2 separate regions of the Homo sapiens genome follow, and region 2 is linked to region 1. The links are chromatin loops, found by intact Hi-C in ENCODE. Cell type or tissue: endothelial cell of umbilical vein. All regions are shown on one strand. Links, peaks and the distances in the headings refer to the core of each region. The heading gives the core; the rest is flanking DNA. Region 1 overlaps TPD52L3 (TPD52 like 3). Region 2 overlaps IL33 (interleukin 33).

Region 1 (5,383 bases), core at 100-5,099:
CCCTTTAGTTCTATGAGCATCTTTAAGATAGTTTTAAGGTATTTGTCTACTATATCTGCCATGTGTTCTTTTTCAGAACAAGTGGTTTATTTTTATTCTTTGAATGTGCCATACTTTCCTGTTCTTTGTATGCCTTCTGATTTTTTTTTGAAAACTGGACATTCAAATCTAGTAACATGGTAACTCTGGTAATTAGATTCCCCCCATTTCCCAGAATTTAATGTTTTTTGTTATTGTTTTTATTATTATTATTTTTTATTCTTGTAGGCTATCTCTGTTCCAAGGATTAACCTGAAATATAAATTTAAGGTCTTCTCAGGTATTTTCTGAGTTTTTCCCTGGGCATGCATAATCACTTTCTAATTTTTTCCATATATGCAGTTGTTTTTGAATGTCTGGCTCCCAAAAGAGGAAAAAGAGAAAAATGAAGAGGAGAAAAAAGAGCACTGGCCCTTTAAGTCCCTTAGAAGTCACTTCAGCTAGTGGGGAGGGGCTTGCCACAGTGGGGATAGGTACAACAACAATGGCTGCCCACCTCTTTGTCTGCATCTCTGTGAGCAGAAGCAGCAATCAATGATCGATCAGAGCACAGATCTCTAGTATCTAGAAGACATGGTCCTTTTTGCCAACCCTGGCTCTCACAAGCTATGTACAGGTTGTTCCAGAAACATATGCACATTTGCCAGTTACAAGGCTGGGACTGGGGATGTGTAGATGGTACTGTGTTCAGAGTACTGAAATTAACTACAATTTATTGTTCAAGCCTTCCCCTGGAAGTTGCAAGCCTTCAGTACATTCTAGTGTTCCAAAATTGTTACATCACATTGATTCACCAGCTCAATTGTTATCTAAGTAGAGAGACAGATTTCTTGTGCCTCCCACTCTATCATCTTTATGAAATCCTCTCTCCACAGTTGTTTCAGTAGAGTGATGCTCATCCTTTTTCCTTACATTACAGTCCGCAGGCAAGAAAGTGAAATTCTGTGCCCAGATGCAAATCCTTAGCGGAATCAACCTGTGCCATCATTGTCCCCTTGATAGGTGGAGCCATCAAGCACATTGCCTGGCACTATCAGGAAACCTGCACAGTTCTGGGTCAGTGGTTGCTAATCACCTCTCTTTAGTCCACACAAGCCTTGAGAGTAGAGCATGTAATAAAAGTACGTTCTTTCAAATCTGAAACTTGGCATTTTGATGGATCAGAAAGCAGAGGAGCCTCTAGAAAATGCTGGCGAATTTCTTTGGGAGTGATGCTAGTATTTTTCTGGGGCATGTATGATACTAATGAACATAGGGCTTGGTATTCTATCATCATCCTTGCCAGCAGCATGGAAAGTGTTATCTGTGGGAAGTATAACTTTCAATTCTTGTATCTTAGTCATCTGGGCTGCTATAAACTGGGTATCTTAACAGAAATTTATCTCTTATTGTTCTGGAGGTGGATCAAGATATCTGCAGATTCAGTGTTTGGTGAAGGCCTATTTCCTGGGTTATGAATGGTGCCTTCTCACTGTGTCCTCCCATGGTGAAAAGGGCAAACAAGCTCCCTTCGGCTTGTTGATAAGCCACTTATGAGGGCTGATCACTTCCTGAAAGGCCCCATCTCCCAATACCATCACCCTGTGGTTAGGATTTCGACCTACAAATTTGGGGTGGGAAGACATAAACATCAAGGCCATGTCATCTTGTCTCGATTTTCTATCCTAATCCCTTCACTCACATGGACAATTAAAGTCCCAGAAAACTGAGAGCCTCAGGAAATTTTGTTTCAGTATCATTCCCATCTAGTAGTTCTCAGGTACTGAGCGAAACCTAAGGATGTGAATCTTTGGGTATCCACATATTCTACGAACTATTGAAAATAGCATCCTGAATTGGCCAAGTTAAATAGACTTAAGCTAGGCTACAAAATCCAAATAGGCCTAGATGAGTGGAGATGATCAAGTTTTGTGGGTAGACAGGGAAGAAGATGAAGAAAGCCAATGCATAGGAAGGGTAGAAGCTGGTGGAAAAAGGAAATCTCGAGGAAACTTTAGAGCCAGAATCCAAATGTTCATGGAAGCATTTTATTTGGTGCCCATGACCACTGATACAAAAAAGCCAAAGCAAAATGAATGTGCAACTCCAGCTTCAATAATATCAGGCCTTTTCAATTCTACATCCTTATTATCTTGCAAATTTATCCCCCCAAGCCCCGCCTCATGCAGTTGGTTCCTAAGTCTGAGAGATTCTACCTCTTAAATACTTAATCTATTTCTCTGATGACCAGAGTAATCTAAAACAAAAATTTGATAGTTACTTTTTTACTTAAGTGCTTCAATGCCTCCCATTTCCTACAGGCTTAAATATTGATATCTAATGTAGTATGTAAGACTACTTATGATTTTGCCCCCTGCTTATTTTTTCTTACTCACGTAACACCATTTCCCCTCCCTCACTCATGTAACACCATTTCCCCTTCCTCTCTAGCCACAGTGTTAGTTCCTAGAATATGCCATTCTTATACATTCCTTTGTGACTCAGTTCCTCTGCATGTTGTCTGGAATGTTCTATTCTTGTCTGTCTGGCAAACTTCTCCTAGTCCTCTAAGACTTTCTGTCTCTCTAAAGTCTTTACTGACCTACCAAGACAGAGTTGAACACCCCTTCCTCAGGACTTCTTTTATCTCTGGCACACAGCTCTATTTTAGGACTCATTGAATTATAATGATTTGAAAGTCTAAGTGTTTCTAGAGGGCACATACGATGTCTAATTCTATGCTTTCAGAACCTGGGACAGTTCTTGATACAGAGTAGGGTCTCAGATTGGCTTTGAATAAACACGATATTTTTGTTTAAAAGCAGAAGGAACTTGTGAACAAGTTCATGTTGTTGATAGTCTCTTGGATTCCATATTTGATGTCTGAAGTATATGATGTTAATTCCTTCCTTGATTTAACGTGTATTTATTGAAGATCAATCCTAAGCCAGAAATGGGAAAACAATGATCAGCAAAAATAAATATGTACTTTACTACTTTTACGGAGTTGAGAATTTATTGGGGAAACTTACTACTGTTGTAGAAATTATTAAATAAAATATAACATCTCTCAGGTTTGGCCCATGATAATAGTCTGAGATTGTCCCTAACACAAGCCTTCCTGAAATATGTCAAAGCCTTTGCCTGTTGGACTACTTTCATTTCTTGTATGCTGCAGGCTCACCTCTTGTTCTCCAGCATACAAAGCCATTTTGGTTGATAAACACAACAAATTAAAAATCGAACATGCAAAATAGTAAAACATCTTGTTTTAATCCAAGCAAAACTTTGTCTTCAGAAATCTGTGGAGGGTTGGGATACATGAGTAACTTTACAGTTTACCAGATGCTTTTGTATTTATAGTGGTATTTGGTTTTGCTTATAGGAAAACCAAAGGAATGTTGGGGGAGCATTCAAGAGTCAACAAAACAGAATCATCCTCTTAGGCTGGAGGGATTACCATTTTAGGCAGTGAGAGATTACTGAAATGTACCCATAAGGGTCCTAGTCTCTGCCCACAGCCAATAAGATGCAAACTTCTATCTCAGGCAGTGTGTCTAGAGGAGTGAAAGAGGCTCCCAGATCTTGGCATTTTGAAAATGGAAAAGGAAAACAAACAAAAAGTATATTCGTGTGAAAATCAGATATCAGAAAATTCAAACAAGCACCGTCCAGGTTCCTACTGTCTTGAGCTCTCCAGAGGGTTATATTCTGCTTCCTTCTCCTTTAGGGTTTCCTAAAAAGAAGGGCAGACTTGGAGTTAAGAGCAAAGATGTATAGTTAGGTCCATTCAAAGGCATAACAGCCAGCATCACAGGGGACAGACGTTCTTTTTAAAATGTTCCTTGAGACAGGGGTTTATCTTTCTTGAATTTGGCTATACCTGTTTTCCTCCAGCCCCTCAGCTGGAGGTGGTAACTAACTAGGAATTGCTGCCAGAGAGGCAATTTCTTCCTTTTAAGTGAAGTGCTGCTATGGCAAAGACATGCTGCTTCAAGGGTTAAACTTTAAAACACTCATTTTGATATATAAAGAAATTATAAACAAAGCACAAGGCAAAGTTGCAATTTCAGTTTGTGTTCAAAGTAGTAATAATTTCCTAAACTGACACTGTTGTTTTGCTTAGTCCAGACCTTTGAAAACAAACGAGTTTTACAAAAGCTATATTAGTAATGTAACAATTAGTGCACTACCACTATTTTCCCCTCTTTTTCTGAGTCTCAGAGAAGATGAAGTTTTCTTGATCATCTTTTTAAAATAAAAGTTGTAGGCCAGGTGAAGCTTTCAAGGTGACTTTGAGACTGAGGGAAGGAAGGAAATGGGGAAGGGAAAACAAACAAACAAACCAAAAAAACACTACAGATTACTTCATACCTCTTTCAAGCTTAAACAGAACTCTACTTTGGCTTTCTAATAAGCTAGTTTTCCAAAAGAGAGTTTGGGCTTTGGCCTAAGACCCCTCTGGAGCCACTGACTTGCCCATTAGATACAGTCTCAGGAAAGCTAATATAATGGCACATTTCGTCTACAAACTTAAGTGAAAAATAACCAGGTACAAAACTTTGGGTTCTCTATCTTAAAAGCAGCAAATATCTGTGTTCTTTTCTCAAAACTGGATTCTGTCAATTTCCTGAATTAACCACTTTACCATTGTGGTTTGCTTGCTTGTTTTTGTTGGGCAGAGTTGCAAATGTAATAAGGGAAGGGGGTCCTTGCACTGGTTTAGTACCAGGCAAGGTTACCAAGGGGGCTCATTCTGGTTCCAGAAAGTGGAGATGGTCATCCTCACTCTCCAGAACTGGGAGTGGCTCATTCCCACTCCCCGGAATCTGGAGTGGGTCTTCCCCACACCCCAAAACTGAGAGCAGATCAACCCCACCCTCCGCAGAAGAAAGACAGTCAGGGCCAAGCTCTTTTGCCCCCTGAGACTTTGGACTTGATTGTCCCCATCAGACCTTCAAAAGATCTGAATGTGGCCGACTTCTTCACGCCTCCAAGCTTCCTGCAGATGAGAGTGCCCATGGTGGACAGAGCAGCTGATGTCTTCTGTTTCACATAGGTGTTGGAGACCTGAACATCAAGCCAGCTCTTGGACAGATTCTGTCTCAGCCCTACCAAGGCGGTGAGGCCTAACTTCCTCTTGAGTTCCCCACAGCGTCTCTCTTTGGCTGCTAGTACGTGGCGTAGGGTTACAATTTCAGCCTCCAATTTAGTGAGTTTGGTTTTGAGCTCTCTTTGCTCGGGCTCTGTCAGATCCTCCAGTTCAGAAGTCGAGTGGGATTCATATGTGCCCACAGAGGTCTCTGTCCTGGCATGTGGCATGGACTGGGAAAGAAGATCTTCGTTAAGAGAGTCCAGGTCCAAT
Region 2 (5,383 bases), core at 313-5,312, 100 kb after region 1:
GCCCTGGGAAATGTGCACACAAGAAAATGGAGTGGGTTTTAAGAATATGGCATCACCAGGGGAAAGTCACATTTTAGATAATCATAGGAAATAGTGCTTTTGAAGGAAAAGGAGGGAGAGAGTAAGGAGTATGCTTGTGTGTGGGTGGGGAACATCCCAGAGGAAATGACATACATTTAAATTAGGGAAACAACCTGAAAGATTTTAATCTGTCAAGAAATAATAATTAAATAAAATAATTTAAATAGAAATTTATTAGTTGGTCATTCACCTCTGAACAACAACAACAGTGAGAAATATATGAGGTATTTTCATTTTCAAAGATGCAAATTTGCGTAGTTTTCTCTTTGGCTGAAGAAATCTTCCAGAAACTTACATCCAACAAATATTGAGCACCCTTTGCATGCCAAGGACTATGTATTCCACCATCATTAACTCATGGGGTGCTGCATGAATGTTTTCATTTCACATTGTCATATTATCTACATCTGATCAGCTGGAAAATCATTTATTGAATCACTAACCTCTTATATGTCAGACAATGCTCTTTGATTAGCAATTTCCCACTTTTAAATGCTAATACCTTTAAGAATGTTAAGTTGGCTGTTGGACTTTCTTCTTTTATTGTGAATTTTACTTTCAAAATAAATTCATTTAATCAGACTGATTTGCTGTGATGAGTCTTGTTACAATGCTGAGTTTATGAGAAATTCTTACTAAAAATGCATACTCATTGTGGAAAATTTAGATAATACAGAAAAGAGAAAGTTTGACCTTTGATGTCCTAGAGAGTAAATTCTCTGAAAAGAGACACAACTGGGAATGATTGTAAGGAAATCCTAACCTCCTCGAGATCCTGAGGGCACAAATGATGCTGGATTTGCATTTGCTTGTACTACAGCATGGAGTGCTGCCTAAAAACATTAATAAATAAAATACTACTTCTAGTACTGGGCTAGGTGCTGGGGATACAGTACTGAACAAAGCAAACTGTCTTGCCCTCCTGGAGTTTACTTTCTATTGGGGAGATAGAAGTTATTCACATAGTTGTACAAATATGTTATTAATGAACAGTGATAAAAAAGAATTGGACTGGTAAAGAAGATAAAGTAGAATGGTACTAAGGTAGTGTAGTCAGAGAAGGTGACATTTAAACTGCACCCAAAGGGCGTGAGGAACATATGAAAGGGAAGAGACACAGGGAAGAGAAAACCTCAGGGGCAAAGGCCCTGAGATGGACAGAAGCCGCAGTGCTCAGTGAACAGAGAGTGCTAGTGTGGCTGGAGCAGAGCGGGCAATGGGGAGAGCATAATGTGAAGGGGCTGTAGAGAGAAGGGGACAGAAGCTTGGTTGGGCTGGGCCCTGGAGGCCAAAGGAAGAAGCTTGGATTTCATTCAGAGTGCATTGAGAAGCCAAAGAAGGGTTTTGAGTAACATGGGATGTGATTTGATTTTTATTTTTAAACTAGTGCTGTGACTATCATGTGAGAAACAGATGGAGGGCAATAAGAGGGAAGGGATGAGACCAGCCAGGAGTCTGCATTAATTCAGATGCTTAATAATGGTGGTTGTGGTGAAGATGATAATGATGATAGTAGTAGCTGCAATGTTTGGCGTCTTCTGTAAGACTGATGCTCTATGTATATTATCTCTAATGTCACTGTGTTTCTGGAGTTTGGATATGATTGTCTCCCTTTTAGAAGTGAAGAAATAGTGGCTCTTGCAAAACGTCACATAGGTAAGAAGTAGCAAAGCCAGAATCTGATATTAGGGCTATCTGGCTCTTTCTCTTAGTTCATGGAGAACATTGGTAGAATGGGGCATAATTGAATCCCAGGACCTTATATTTGATTCATCTCCTTGTCAAGCTTGGTTTCTCTTGAATGGGAAGAGGATCTATGAGGATATAGTGGGATGAATGAACATATTGCTGGGTACTGGAAGCAATACCAGTGGAATCAGTGGAAGAAGACAGGTCCTGGCTGATAAGGAGAGGAAATGGGGATTATGACTAAGTTTGCCAACACAATATGACTTCATTCTGGGAGATTTTGCAAAGGGGCAGAAGTGGAGGAGAAGCGGGGGATGGGAGCACAGGGGAGTGTGACACACCAATCCTCTACTCCCTTGGGTGTAGCAGTTTCACTTCTTTCTTAAGGGAGATTAGAATACATGATATGGAAAAAGGGAAGATAGAAGTTTGGGGAATAATGAGACAGCACCTTCCTCACCCAATCTGGATCACTTCCTGTCCCCTACCCTCCACCACTCTGAAAGTTTCCATCTGCCACTTTCCTGGACCCTGGGGAGAACACTTCTCCTAGGGAAAGGAAATACTCTATAAAGATACCTAGTAGATCAATCTATGACTCAAGCCAAAGCCCTCGTGAGAAGAGGGAGGGATAGTGTGAGATTTTAGGGAAGCTTTGTTTTATGTCTTTAAGGTAAACAGTACTTATCACTTGTAAAGTACTTCTGTGCTTTGCCATGGTTTTCCTGGATGTGGTCTTATCCAGTCATTTCTATACATTGGCACTACCTGCCCCATCAACTTTTCCAACCTTACTTACCCCTCCCTCCATACTCTCTACATTTAGACCAATTAGACTGTTTACCATTCCTCAATTCACCATGCACTTGCACACCTTCATGGCTTTGCTCAAACTATTCCTCTTGCTAGTGCTACCTCATCCCTTTGTCTGGGAAACTCTGTTTAACCATTGGAGGCCAATTCAAATGTTTTGATCTCCCTGACAACCCACAATCAAGCCGACTTTATTGTTTCCTCTCTCCCTTCCTTATCTATTATATATATAATAATAGATCCAACTCTGTTTGTTTTCCTACCTCCTCCACTGCTAGGTCCTTGGGAACAAGGGTTGTGCTTTAGTCATCTTTATTTCCCCAGAAATTATCCACAGCAGGCACTCAGTAAATGTTGTGTAATTTGGATCAGTGCTTACAGAAACCCTATAAACTAAGTAAGGCAGGCATCATCCACTAGACAGATGTGGGGACCCTACCCAAATCCCAAAGATCTGCAGAGCAGTGGAGGTAGATTCCCTGGTTGAGCTGTTATGAAGCTGGCACTACTTCACCATTTTGACTTACAGAAATGACAGTCTTAAATGCCTCAGTCTAATAGAACGCACGTCTTCTTGTTCTTGGGTCAGTGCTCTTTGTAAAGCATTTTTAAAAGCTGACTTTCCAGCTGGCCTGTGGCTCTGCAGTTTTAGTGTGACTGAACATTTCAAATTATTCAGTACAAGTTGTTTTATTCCCCTCCTGGGCCCCCTCCCATGCCTCACATACTTTGAGGGCCCCAGTGGATCAAGTCTGTAGTAATCTTTGAAGAAGCAAAGGTAGATTGGCATCCCCTTCCCAAGCTTAGACCTAGGATTTTCTCCTTTCCCTCAAGTCCCTACAGCTCTCCAGGTCTCAGTTTCCTTGTCTTCAAAACAAGGAGGGTATGTGAAAGCCAGCATTTTCCTCCTTGACTCTTTCCTGTGCTCCTGTACAGGTTCCTCATTTAGCTCATTTATTTCCTTCTCCCAGGGCCCCTTCTATACTGGCAGCTGCACTAGCCCCTTATTCACACAAAGGGTACCATCCTCAGAAAACACACAAATTCTGCCTCAGCCTTGTGATCTCCTCTTCTCCTTTCTACTAACCTTACAGCAGGACAAAATTACAGTGAAAAGAAAAGTCCACAGAGTCTGCAGCATTTTTTGGTTTTTTGTTTTTACTTGTTTTTTTCTTTAGTACCCAAATATCTGAAAGCTGATTTTTTTTTTTTTTGAGTCAGTGTTTTGCTCTGTCACCTAGGCTGGAGGGCAGTGGCATGATCATTGCCTCACTGAACTCCTAGGTTCAAGGGATCTTCCTGCCTCAGTCTTCAAGTAGCTAGGAATACAGGTGTGTGCCACCACACTCGGCTAAATTTTTATTTTTGTAGAGACAGGGTCTCGCTTTGTTGCCCAGGCTGGTCTCGAACTCCTGGCCTCAAGTGATCCTTCCACCTTGGCTTCCCAGAGCACTGGGATTACAGGTGTGAGCCACCATGCCTGGCTGTTGTTTAATGGATTCAGAAAGTTCTCACTGCTAGAAGAAAGCAATGTATGGAAAAAAAAAAACAACATGGAACATAGAGACCTTTGGTTTTAGTTTAACTCTAAAGTTGAGATCATTTTCTTCTTTTACTTTTTAAATGCATTTTACATAAAATTGGACAAGTAATGTAAAAATTCTGAATCTTGTAAAAATTCAAAGGAGTATGAAATACTTAGCAAAAGCATGTAGAGTTAAATAAAAATTCTCCTTTTTTTGTTTTTGTTTTTTATTTGAGACAGAGTCTTGGTCTGTAACCAGGACTGAAGTGCACAGCTGATTGCAACCTTGAACTCCTGGCCTCAAGTGATCCTCCTGCCTTGGTCACCCAAAGTGCTTGGATTAGAGGTATGAGCCACCATGCCTAGCTCTCCTGTATTTTTTACAATTAGCCCTTATATAGTGTTTACTATGTGCCAAGAACTGTACTAAGTGCTTCACATATTTAACTTATTCAATTATTACAGCAATCTTGTTAGGGTAGCATTATTATTATCCCTCTTTTATATATGAGGAAACTGAGGTACAGAGGGATCAAGTAAATGCCCAAGGCCTCATAGCTGAAACCCTAAGCGAACATTTTCAGAGTTCATGAGGTACTTCAGGAAAGGGGTGGAGGAATCCAAATCCGTTGCATTCCAGATCTTCCTCCCTAGCCCCTGCATCCAGAGCAGAAAACCCCTACCTAGAAAGTTTTCTAGGTAGAAGAGGTTTTACTGGTAAGAAAACAAAATTAAAAGTTTGAAAATATGTCATTAGGCCCATTCCACCTGAATTATTTGACCTTGTAAGGAGGGTGATAGACTGAGGCTCAGTTCATATACCATCAGTGGTAGTCAAGCTAGAGAAGATTTAGTAGCATTATAAGGAGAAAGCATTACACTTAATGGTTGGAAGAAGTTTTCAAAACTTTGTAAAGAGTAGAATCCTTTTCTGAAAAAAGAATATTGCATGGAAGCCTAATAGATAACAGAAGACAAAATCATTAACTTATTAATATAAATATGCTTCATAAGTTTACATTTATATTTACTCATTATAAAGTTATTTAATGAAATATGCTGTTTCCAGCATAATAATGGGTTAGTTACCATGAACAGCCCTCCTGATAAAAACAACCAAAATGCTGCAAGATGTATTTTTAAATATCTTTTCAAACAACATTGAGGGGGCATGAATGGGAGGCTAGCAAACTTGGCTTTTTTCTAAAGTTGTCTACTATATCCTAGAGACAAAGAGGAAGAATTACATAAAGAATCAGGACCAGGAGATAAAGC

The links. Peaks named below come from ENCODE experiments on the same cell type or tissue, not always from the same donor. Only the 100,000 strongest peaks of a DNase experiment are listed, where the experiment ranks them.
Region 2: a loop joins it to region 1, with 10 times the contacts of the local background. A loop is called at or near these places in 1 of 110 quality-filtered maps.

What each region holds. Positions count from the first base shown.
Region 1 is chr9:6,328,553-6,333,935 of GRCh38, reverse strand. TPD52L3 (TPD52 like 3) reads right to left here. Exons shown (of 2, transcript NM_001001874.3): 1 at 4,974-5,383; 2 at 2,045-2,960. The coding sequence starts at 5,340. The coding sequence ends at 2,917. Among named protein-coding and RNA genes, the nearest start is that of TPD52L3, 2.9 kb to the right of the region's middle. In endothelial cell of umbilical vein, for the core only: no CTCF peak of the experiment used is centred there; a DNase peak (open chromatin) is centred at 2,525; H3K27ac peaks cover 1,789 bases.
Region 2 is chr9:6,227,261-6,232,643 of GRCh38, reverse strand. The region is part of intron 1 of IL33 (interleukin 33); the gene reads right to left. LOC107987046 (a long non-coding RNA gene) reads left to right here. Exons shown (of 3, transcript XR_001746614.2): 3 at 4,349-4,412. Among named protein-coding and RNA genes, the nearest start is that of IL33, 14 kb to the right of the region's middle. In endothelial cell of umbilical vein, for the core only: no CTCF peak of the experiment used is centred there; DNase peaks (open chromatin) are centred at 2,093 and 2,873; H3K27ac peaks cover 833 bases.